Regions from separate parts of the Homo sapiens genome. Here region 2 is linked to region 1. A link is a loop called in an ENCODE intact Hi-C map of the cell type or tissue named here. Cell type or tissue: dorsolateral prefrontal cortex. All regions are shown on one strand. Links, peaks and the distances in the headings refer to the core of each region. The heading gives the core; the rest is flanking DNA.

Region 1 (5,381 bases), core at 115-5,114:
TTTAAAAAAGAATATAAATGGCTTTTGAGTTTCTTTTCTTAGCATGCAAGTCAGATTAGAGTGAAAGCAAAAGCACATGACACAAAACTGTGGTTCGCTAATAGATTGTAGGCTTCCTGTAGCTTAAATTATACACACCACAGTAAACTGTTACCCAGTGGCAATTTTGATTTCCCTTTTGTATTAGTTGTAATCTGTGATACTTTTATTTAAAGTAAAGCCATGTATTAAAAGTTTATTAAAACATATATTGTCTTTTTTTAATCTTTTTCCTCTTCACCCCATACATATATACTCATTCCTTTTAGACCAAGCTCCAGGGTAACTTGCCCTGTAACCTTTCAAATAGGCTCCTTTCTCTGAATATATCTGTAGTATATCTGTAGTATATCTATTATAATAACAGAGTGTGCTACAATTGTCTCTCCCTCTCCCCTGCCCCAACCCACTAAATTGCTAGTATTTTAGGGTCAGAGACAATGTCTCGTTCATTTCTTACATTTTTTACCATGATACCTGTTCACTTGTAGCATGTAATAGTAGGGGAATGAATAGTTAGTAGAATAAATGTATTTAAGAAAAAAGTAGAAAAGAAATATATGGTGAATTGATTTACCAACTCAGAATTTAAATATAAATTTAAAAAATCTAAAATCAAAGTAGGTTATGTGATCAGTACTGCTGTAGGTTGCAGAGAATAAATTGATACTCTACACTTTAGTTATGTTTGGGAGCAGTATGTATGATTCTGTAAACTGAAATCCCTCTAATATGTACAGAAGAAATACATTTACAGACTAGTTTTGTTTTTGTTTTCGTTACACCTTCTATCATGCCACTGAGTATATAGCAAATCTATCAACCATTGAGTGGAAAAACACATTAAGATGCTTGAAGGCAGGCAGAGTTATGCAGGGGTTGAAGGATAAAGATTGGGGGGTAGGGGTGCAGATAACCAAACTTGTCTCTCGCCCTGTCTTGGAAAAAGCTTACTTATCATATCTGAGGACTCTTAAAGCATTAATTTTAGAGGCTGGGATGTGGCTCTTGTCATATACAGGCAGCCCAAGTTCTACAGCTAGATCTCAGAGAAGCTGAGAGTGTTAGTAGGCCTACAAACACATCATGTGGGTTTTTTTTTTTGTTTGTTTTTAGTTTTTTGTTGTTTTTGGGGGGGGGGGGTGGGGAGCCAGCTTTGCCTCCTACCTATCCAACAGCAGTGTTTGAAGCTAAGTGCTTGAATTTGTTTTAGGAGGATAATTTTTAGAAACATTATTGATACTTAAATTTCCCAAGATTAAAAAAAAATTGGGGGAATGGCTTTTACTGGGTAAAGTATTTGAAACGTAAAACATATTTTTCCAAGTAAAATGATGTCTCATAGTTGGAAAAAGCAATTTAAAAATGCCTACAGAGCCCCATATCCTTAGATGGAACAGCTCAAAGCAAAAGTAACATTTTTAACAAATTGCAGGGGAGAGGGTTTCAGTCCAACAAAATAAAAAGGCTCTTTAGGTTTGCTATAGAACATTGTACCTATAATCAACAGTAATGTATACTTAAATTTAAGAGGATAGATCTCATGTATTCTTGCCACAGTTAAAAATAAAAGTTATACCTCAAAGATTTAGAAAGTAAAAACAAATTGCATGTGTCATGAATATTTCGTATATTGTGGCTATATTTCATTTTGTTTTTACTTGTTTTCTATTCCGTTTTAGAACTTTTCCCAAAACAGAAATTATTCATGATTGCAGATTTTTTTAATGGCACAAATAGATTTATTCTTCACTTTTTATTCTGTGCTTTTTTCTTTTTCATGTAGTCTGTGTCTTCACAAGGTGTTAATAAAATGCATAGTTTTCAGAAGTACTATGCCATCAGTAGAGTCAAAGCCATATTATGTCTTTCTACCTCTAGTTTGGCAACCTTGAAGATACAATACAACCTCACTAGTTTGGTGAATTTTTGTTTTAAATGGGGATCATGCCTAATCTTTAGACCTAATGACTTACTGAATTTCAACCTCAGCTTTAATAAGCTGAACTTACCAATCATTGTAGGTTATGTTGTGTACATTTTTTTATCCAGAAAAAGCCTATTTTGAACATTAACCATATTTCACTTATCCCCAACCTTGCCTTTTCTATAATTCTTCCTTTTTAAATCCTGGATTACCTGTTTTAACAAATAACCATCTATCACATATTAAATAGGCAAGGGACATTATTCATTTACCATGTATAATTTTATTTATTTATTTATTTTTAGACGGAGTCTCTCTCTGTCACCCAGGCTGGAGCGCAGTGGCGCAATCTCGGCTCACTGCAAGCTCCGCCTCCTGGGTTCACGCAATTCTCCTGCCTCAGCCTCCCGAGTATCTAGGACTACAGGTGCCTGCCACCACGCCCAGCTAATTTTTTTGTATTTTTTTTAGTAGAGATGGGGTTTCACCATGTTAGCCAGGATGGTCTCAATCTCCTGATCTCGTGATCCCCCAGCCTCGGCCTCCCAAAGTGCTGGGATTACAGGCGTGAGCCACTGTGCCCGGCCACCATGTATAATATTTTTTAAACTCCTTTTTCAACCCCTGGTCTAGGTCCTGAGGGGCCCTGCCCTCAAGTTGCACACTGTACGTGTGAGAGGTATACCCAGGGAACAGACAGTTAGTGTAAGGAGTGCTATGTTGGAAGTAAGCCAGAGGGTTGTGGGACTTGAGGCTTTACCGGGTGGAGGCCTGTAGGAGGCTTTTCTTTACAAATCCGTCTTTGCAGGAGAGGCTAAACCAGGGCATCCCTCAAATAGGAAATTATAGAATATAGTCAGAAATGCCTGCAGACAACAGTTGGATTTCACCAACTTGGATAGTCTCTCATTATCTTCTGAAGCATGAACACCATGGTCAGCATTTTTATCAAGGAGTTATCTATGTGGTATTATCACTTGTGAGAACAGTTAACTGGGAGAACAAAAGCTCTGAGAGAGTAAGAGCTACTCTTGAGCCCTTCTACAGTTCAAGGGACATCTCTGAATTAAAACTATAGGATGGCAGACTGTTTCATGAAGCTTCCTCCTACATAGAACTCACACAACTCTTACACCTTGGCTTTGGTTTACTTTTTGTCCAGGCCTTTTTTTCTCCCCTTGAGTTTTACTCCCTCAGCTGAATCCCACAACTGAGTTTTCTTCAACCTAGAACCTCCATAGTGTGTGTAAAATTGGCCTATTGTGAAAATCACCAGGGATGAAAAAATCACTGTTCGACTTATCTCCATTGCCACTAGTTGTATGACCTTATTTGCTTAACCTCTTTGAGTTTTAGTTTTCTTTTTTTTTTTTTTTTTTTTTCGAGACTGGGTCTAGCTCTGTCACCCAGGCTGGAGTGCAGTGGCATTATGTCGGCTCACTGCAAGCTCCACCTCCCGGGTTCATGCCATTCTCCTGCCTCAGCCTCCCGAGTAGCTGGGACTACAGGTGCCCACCACCACTCCCAGCTAATTTTTTGTATTTTTAATAGAGACGGGATTTCACCGTGTTAGCCAGGATGGTCTCGATCTCCTGACCTCGTGATCCACCCGCCTCGGCCTCCCAAACTGCTGGGATTACAGGCGTGAGCCACCGTGCCCGGCCCTAGTTTTCTTATCTGTAAAGGAGGCATCATGACAGTACTACCGATAGGGTTGCTGTGGAAGTACATGGAATAAGTATGTAAAGTGCACGGCACAGCAGTCTAAATTATTCCAGTGGCACTTTAACTGCTGAGCAGCATTTAGATCTCTGAGGACACACAAGTTTGCACAGTTGGTTTTTAATCTTTTTAGTATTTCATGCATTTTACTCTGATCATCTCCTTGCCCCCTATTTTTCTGTCATTTTGCTTTCCTTTTTGGAGAGTGTTCATCCTTAGTTGTTTTGTTTTTATTATAACTAAATGCCTATTACCATTCAGCACTTAACGGATGGTTTCAGTGGGCTAAGCTCTAAGCTCTGTGCTATCTGTTGGAATACAAAGGTGCTCCCAACTGAGTAGAGGAACCCATGGAAGCAGCCACCTTCCCACCCCCGACTAACATGAATTTAACCTGATTTAAACAGTTTAGACAGACCTTTTTTTTTTTTCCTTAGCCAGTCTTGTAGTAGATGGAGAGGTTACTTTCCATAGACATTTCAAGCTAGACTGAATGTCCCACAGAGCTGAAGCTTGCCAAGCAAAGCTCATCTCTGTGGCTGTTTTAAGTCACTAATAGTTATACCACATTTCTAGAAGTTGGTGTCACCATCAGCCAAAGATTAAACTTGTCTCCTCTCCTCCCCCAACCCGATATATCCTTGACCAGATGATGTTTGTTCAAAAGGAAAAGCCCTTTTTTTTGGTTTTGTACTTTTAGTCTACCACATGTTTGAGATGCCTAGTAGTTCCTTAACAAATCAAACTTTGTGACTTCGGGATTCATAGCACTTTAGTTGGAGACAGTTTCTCATTGTGCTGGTTTGATTTCTGGCACTTGAAAACATCTCCATTTGGAAGCTTATGGAATGTTTCATTCACTCCCCTATTTGGAGTAGACAGTTTGTCTTCTCTTCATTGATCAAGCCCTAGACCCTAGTGGTGCCCAGAGTGAGTGTCCTGTCTATGTTGTATTTGAGAATGTACAGGCACTAGGAGTGCGTGAACTCTTGTGCAGCTGACGTTGATTGGAGGGCAAAAGGGGAAGGGGAAGGCCCTTAGGACAATGAATTCAGTCATGGGGCTACCTCATTTCCTTTTTTTTTTTTTATCTTAAACAAAGCTAAAATATGTTTTCAATTACTTTGTTTTTAAAATGCTATCTTTCTCTTTTTGCTAACTTTCATAACAATAACTAATCGCAAGTCATTTTATGTACTGAAAATACAATATGACAGAATGACATTTTACAAAATTTAAATGAAACAAATATTTGAAATAAAATTGGAGTTGGAGGACAGGAGAGAAGGGGGATAGCATGCTTCATGAGTTGCACACAAGCTCATACTTTAGTTGTTAAGCCTCTGGCACTCAGTAGAGTATTTTTATTTAAAATCTACAAAACTGAGGAGGCGGGAGGGAAGGAGAAATTTCACTGCTTGAAAGTTACCCTAGAAGATTGGATCTGTAAATTTACATGAATCCCTGAAACAGGCGTGTATGTGAGTGCCAAATAATATCAAGACTAACCAAGAAAAACTTGCTTTTCTGCATGATTGTGGTGGAAGCATTGGTTCCCAACAACTTTCACATTTATAAGGATTTTTTAAAGGGACTAACTACACATTGGGCAAGTAGCTGTGTAGTCCAGAGTATTGGCTGGATTTAACATACTGAGGGCATGTGGATTCCTAAGAATGTCACACCTTGTCTG
Region 2 (5,381 bases), core at 241-5,240, 480 kb after region 1:
AAGGCTGGGCATGGTGGCTCACATGTGTAATCCCAGCACTTGGGAGGCTGAGGCAGCTGGATTGCTTGAGCTCAGGAGTTCGAAATCAGGCTGGGCAATGTGGTGAGATCCTGTCCCCACAAAAAACACAAAAATTATCTGGGCATGGTGGCATGCACCTGTAATCCCCGCTACTCAGGAGCTGAAGTGGAAGAATTGCTTGAGCCCAGTAGGTTGAGGCTGCAGTGAGCTGTGACAGCACCACTGCACTCCAGCCTGGGTAACAGAGCAAGACCTCATCAAAAGAAAAAGAAAAAAAGAAAAAGAAGAAAAAGAAAAAGAGAGGAGGGGAGAGATAACTGATACATGCTACAACATGTATGAGTCCTGGAAACATTATGCTACGTGAAAGAAGTCAGACACAAAAGGCCACATATTTTGTGATTGCATTTACATGGAAAATGAAGGCTGTGAGGATTTGGTACAAGTATAAGAGCAATATATGGAGGATTACCAAGGTTTGTTTATTCAGGCAATTATTTTTCCAGTGATCAGCTTTTCATAATAGTTGCAATTTTCCTACTGTGATTAGCTCAGTGGAGACAGAATTATTGTAACCCTTTCCAAGGGTATAAGGGTTTGGTCTTTAGTTTTTAGGGAATGTTTAAGGTTACCAAGAAAGTTTCTCTCTAATTTTTCTTTTATTCTCAAGGTCCTTATTCAGAAAAGTAACGCAAAACCTGGAACTACAACAACAACAACAAAAATTTGCATGGCCTTTCAATATAATTAATGACTCAGTATTCACGATTGCTTAAGGCCCAGATGGTTTACAATGCTGTAGAAAATGGAAGAAAACTGATACGGTATGATGAATTTCTTTTGACCCTTAGAAAAAGATAACCTTAAAGGTTATAGTTTATCACGCTGTAGAATATTTACTAGTTTTGTGTGTTTTCAGCACTCTTTTTTTCCAATGCCTAAATTTGAGTTTCTTACATTCTCTTTTAAACCAGCTTTGTCATTTTAGTGATTCCCTCATTAATAAGTTAAATCAAACTATGACACATGCTCATATGAGAATTGAGTTTTTTAAAATAAAAATTTGAAGATTATGGTGGCACAAAGTTAATTTTAAGTGGAGAAGCAAAATGAAGGTTATTGAGAGTTTCTTGGGCACTTCTTTTTAAAATTACTGGGTTTTTCCAATAATGACAATTTTCCTGGCATCATTCAGTGGAGGGCTGAGGACCTGTATTTCCTGTGAGGTATGAGTCTGGTCTTTAGTTTTGGGGGCTTGTTACAAGCATCTGAAAAGGCTCCTTTGTAAGGTTTTTCTCTAAAGTCCCAAAAGAGGTCTTGCAATGTCGCCTAGGTATCTCTCTTCTGTGAGAGAAGCAATGAAAGAATTTGTCTCTTTTTTCTAAATCTCATCTTCTCACAAATGTTCTTCTTCCATCTTCCAGGATGGGAGTGTCCTAGGTTTTCTCTTGGATGATTTGACAGTCCCAGGCATCACCAAGACAGAACTGTAATTTGGGAACATCTCTGGGGTGCCAGTTCTATCTCTTGGGTACCATGAGAATTGAATAGGAACTGGGCAATAGTGAGGTATCTTTCTTATTCATGAGACTGGGAAGTATCCATAGAAAGTCTGTCCAGCCTAAGAGTGAAAACGGATAGGGCACACATAAGAAAAAAAAAAAGAGAGGAAGAGAGCGAAAAATATTTTTAAGAGGTGGGGAGGAATAACAGAGAAATTAAACAAAGAGATAAAATCAGTCCATGATCCCTTCCTGAGATGATAAGAGAAACTGAACTGAAACTAACTTCAAGATGGAACTTTCCCATGGAATCTCATAGCAGTAGAGGGGAGATAAGGAGGGCAATGAGAAACTATGACATCAAGGTGCATCATGTGTGCACTTTACCCTTGCCCTGTACCTCACCTTTGCTGGCTTTGGAGTCTTTATTGCACCAGGTACTTTATTGCACCAACTACATTGTTGTTGTGTGAAAGAGTCTACAGCCTCAGAATTTTTTTGAAATATGGCCAGAAGTCTGGGCACAGGTAACAACTCTCTGCCCGGTGGCATCAGACTGAAATCAAGGTGTTAGCCAGGCTGCAGTTTCATCCAAGCCTCAGAACCTCTTCCAACCTCCCTGGATTTGGCAGAACCCATTACTTGCAGTTGTAGAACTGTAGAACTTTTGGGATGCTAAAGTCCCAAAAGAGGTCTTGCAATGTCTCCTAGGTATCTGTGAGAGAAGCGATGAAAGAGTTTGTCTCTCTTTTCTAAATCTTTCCTTGAAGCCACCTGTCATTCCCTGCCACATGGCCTTCTCCACAACATGGCAGGAGGCCGGCAGGAGAGCATCTCTGGCTTTGAATCTCTCTAACTTGACTTCATTTCTGATACCTTCTTGTAAAGGGATCACTTGATTAGGTCAGGCCCACTGAAGATAATCTCCCTCTTCATTAACTCAAAGTCACTTGATTAGGGATCTGAATGACATCTGCAAAGTCTGTTCTCCTTTGCCACATATGAATAACATAACCTAATCACAAGAGTGGTCCCCCATCATACAGTCACAGGTCCCAGCCACATTCAAAATGAGAAACGTATACAGGATGTGCACCACAAGGGGGCAGACGTCTTAGGGCCATCTTAGAATTTGGCTTGCCGCAGAAGATTCGGCAGAATGTTAAATAGATCTAACAGAGAAGAGACTTGCAGGCTCAGGAGGGGCAAATGCAAAATCCCTGCAGTAGGAGACACCTGGTGCACTTCAATGTGGCTCGAACTGAAAGGAGAGATAGCAAGAGACGAGATCAGAGAGGTAAAAATGAGCCAGATTGTTTAGGATCTTACAGAACTTTTATCTCTAAACATGTTATAAAAATGTTCAAACTACGAAAAAGTTTAATTTTTTTTTTTTTTTTGAGACTGAGTCTCACTTTATTGCCCAGTCTGGAGTGCAGTGGCACAATCCTGGCTCACTGCAATCTCCACCTCCCGGGTCCAAGCGATTCTCCTGCCTCAGCCTCCCCAGTAGCTGGGATTACAGGGGCCTGCCACCACATGTGGCTACTTTTTGTATTTTTAGTAGAGACAGGGTTTCACCATGTTGGCCAGGCTGGTCTTGAACTCCTGACTTCAAATGATCCACCTGCCTCGGCCTCCCAAAGTGCTGGGATTATAGGCATGAACCACCACACCCCACCTTTTTTTTTTTTTTTTTTTGAGACAGAGTCTTGAGCCCAGGTTGGAGTGCAGTTGCACGATCTCAGCTTACTGTAACCTCTGCCTTCTCGGTTCAAGTGATTCTCGTGCCTCAGCCTACTGAGTAGCTGGGATTACAGATGAGCACCACCACACCCAGCTAATTTTTGTATTTTTAGTAGAGATGAGTTTTGCCATGTTGGCCAGGCTGGTATTGAACTCCTGACCTCAAGCAATTTGCCCACAGTGGCCCCCCAGAGTGCTGGGATTACAGGCCTGAGCCACTGCACCTGGCCAAAATTATTTTTTTCACTTTAAAAAAGTATTTTATCACTATTTTTAGACACAAGGTCTTGCTCTGTGCCCAGGCTAGAGTGCATGGTGCGATCTCAGCTCACTGAAGCTGTGATCACTCCTGGGCTCAAGTGATCCTCCCACTTCAACCTCCCAAGTAGCTGGAACCACAGATGAGAGTCACAGTGCCTGGCTTCCTTTTCTTTCTTAAGCAACAACCCATATTGCTAGTTGCTTCAAACTTTTCAGTTTCCAAACTTCTCCGCATCAACACCATATTTTCTCACTCAGACTGGGCTCTGCACTAGTAACATCTTAAATTTGTATAACCATGTAGTTTAGGGAGTTTTCCTACTTTTTAACTCGCTGGTAAATGAATTAAAGAAATAAAGGGATATGATTTCCACATGGCCAACAGGGAAACTGAAGCACAGACAGAGCCATTATGCCCATGGTTCTGCAGCACAGGTGACAGATCTGGGACCAGTTGCTGATTTCCAGGCTGGGGCTCTCTCACTAGGTGAGTGGCTTATCTGGTTTGCTTTTCCTGCCATTCCTCCCTCACCAGAAAGCAAGACTCCTGCTTTCATCTCCAAGGGAAGAAAAAAGAAGGAAGGGAGAATTCTGCAGCTAATCACTCTGCACTCTTGTTTCCACCAGCAATTCCCCTGAATTAGCTGTCACAGATTTCGTTAGATAGGATTTTTTTTTTTTTTTTTTTTGTAGATGGAGTGTCTGTCGCTGAGGCTGGAGTGCAGCGATGTGATCTTAGCTCACTGCAACATCTGCCTCCCTGGTTCAAGTGATTTTCCTGATTCAGCCTCCTGAGTAGCTGGGATTACAGGTGCACACCACCACGCCTGCCTAATTTTTGTATTTTTAGTAGAGACAGGGTTTCTACTTGAACTCCTGACCTCCTGATCCGCCTGCCTCGGCCTCCCAAAGTGCTGGGATTACAGGCATGAGCCACAGCACCTGGCCTTAGATAGGATTTTTAACACACACCACCGGCTCCTACTCACTTCAGTGCCTTCAGGTGAGTGGTTCTCCTCTGCTGAAATACCTTCATCCTTCCTCTTCGTGAACCCAAATCCACCTCAGTCTGCAGACACCTTCCAAGTCACTTTCCTACCTGACCCCACTTCACCCCACCAGGACTGTGACTCAACCACGCTGACCAAGAGTCTACGATGGGGCCAGTCATTGTTTCTAGGGTCTTCTACCTTCCTCATCTCATTTCAACCCACAGAAAACATGTGAGGCAGATTTTTTTTCCCCCATTTTAGAGCTGATATAACCCAGGCTCAGGAAAGTTGAGAACTCCAGCTTCTTGACTCTCCAGGTTTTGTGCTCTTTTCTTTTCCCCATAACTCAAGGTGTTTTTTCCCTCATCAATGTCTTTTCCTTTATAAACATTCTAGTATTTCTGTGTACCATTCAGAAGAACTGCAAGAATTTTAGATCCAGGGTTAGGTGAGTCTCATGTAACAGTCTGTGGGAGGTTGGAAATGGAATAATTTCTACTTCAGTTATGCTGGATATTAAAATAAAGGTTGCCAAAAACATATTTCATTGCAAGCATCCAAGTTACTGGATGTCCAGAAATGAGAGGTATAGGGGCCAAGGCTCTGGCCCCCCTGGAGGTTGGAAAATCACTGACACGAGGCAGATTAATAAGAGAAAAGGCATACAAATTCATTTAACATGCACATGCTCAGGGAGAATCACAGAGTAACTGCCCATCCCCTAAAAGGTTTCAGAAGCTCCTCCAAAATTCTTAACTGAGTTTTGAGAAATGCATAAATCGTGGAATCCAAATCTCTATAAAGATACAGAACATTATCATCAGCTCTCAGAAAATTCCCTATGTTCCTTCCTGGTTCT

What was found. A loop is a pair of places that touch in the nucleus more often than their neighbours do. Peaks named below come from ENCODE experiments on the same cell type or tissue, not always from the same donor. Only the 100,000 strongest peaks of a DNase experiment are listed, where the experiment ranks them.
Region 2: a loop joins it to region 1, with 7 times the contacts of the local background. A loop is called at or near these places in 1 of 110 quality-filtered maps.

Annotation. Positions count from the first base shown.
Region 1 is chr10:110,069,812-110,075,192 of GRCh38, forward strand. All of the region lies in intron 1 of ADD3 (adducin 3), which reads left to right. Among named protein-coding and RNA genes, the nearest start is that of ADD3-AS1, 64 kb to the left of the region's middle. RefSeq lists an enhancer at 2,703-2,772. In dorsolateral prefrontal cortex, for the core only: no CTCF peak of the experiment used is centred there; no DNase peak of the experiment used is centred there; H3K27ac peaks cover 4,207 bases.
Region 2 is chr10:110,554,578-110,559,958 of GRCh38, forward strand. No RefSeq gene overlaps it. Among named protein-coding and RNA genes, the nearest start is that of SMC3, 10 kb to the right of the region's middle. RefSeq lists an enhancer at 1-37. In dorsolateral prefrontal cortex, for the core only: CTCF peaks have their summits at 2,627 (motif pointing right) and 2,827; a DNase peak (open chromatin) is centred at 2,644.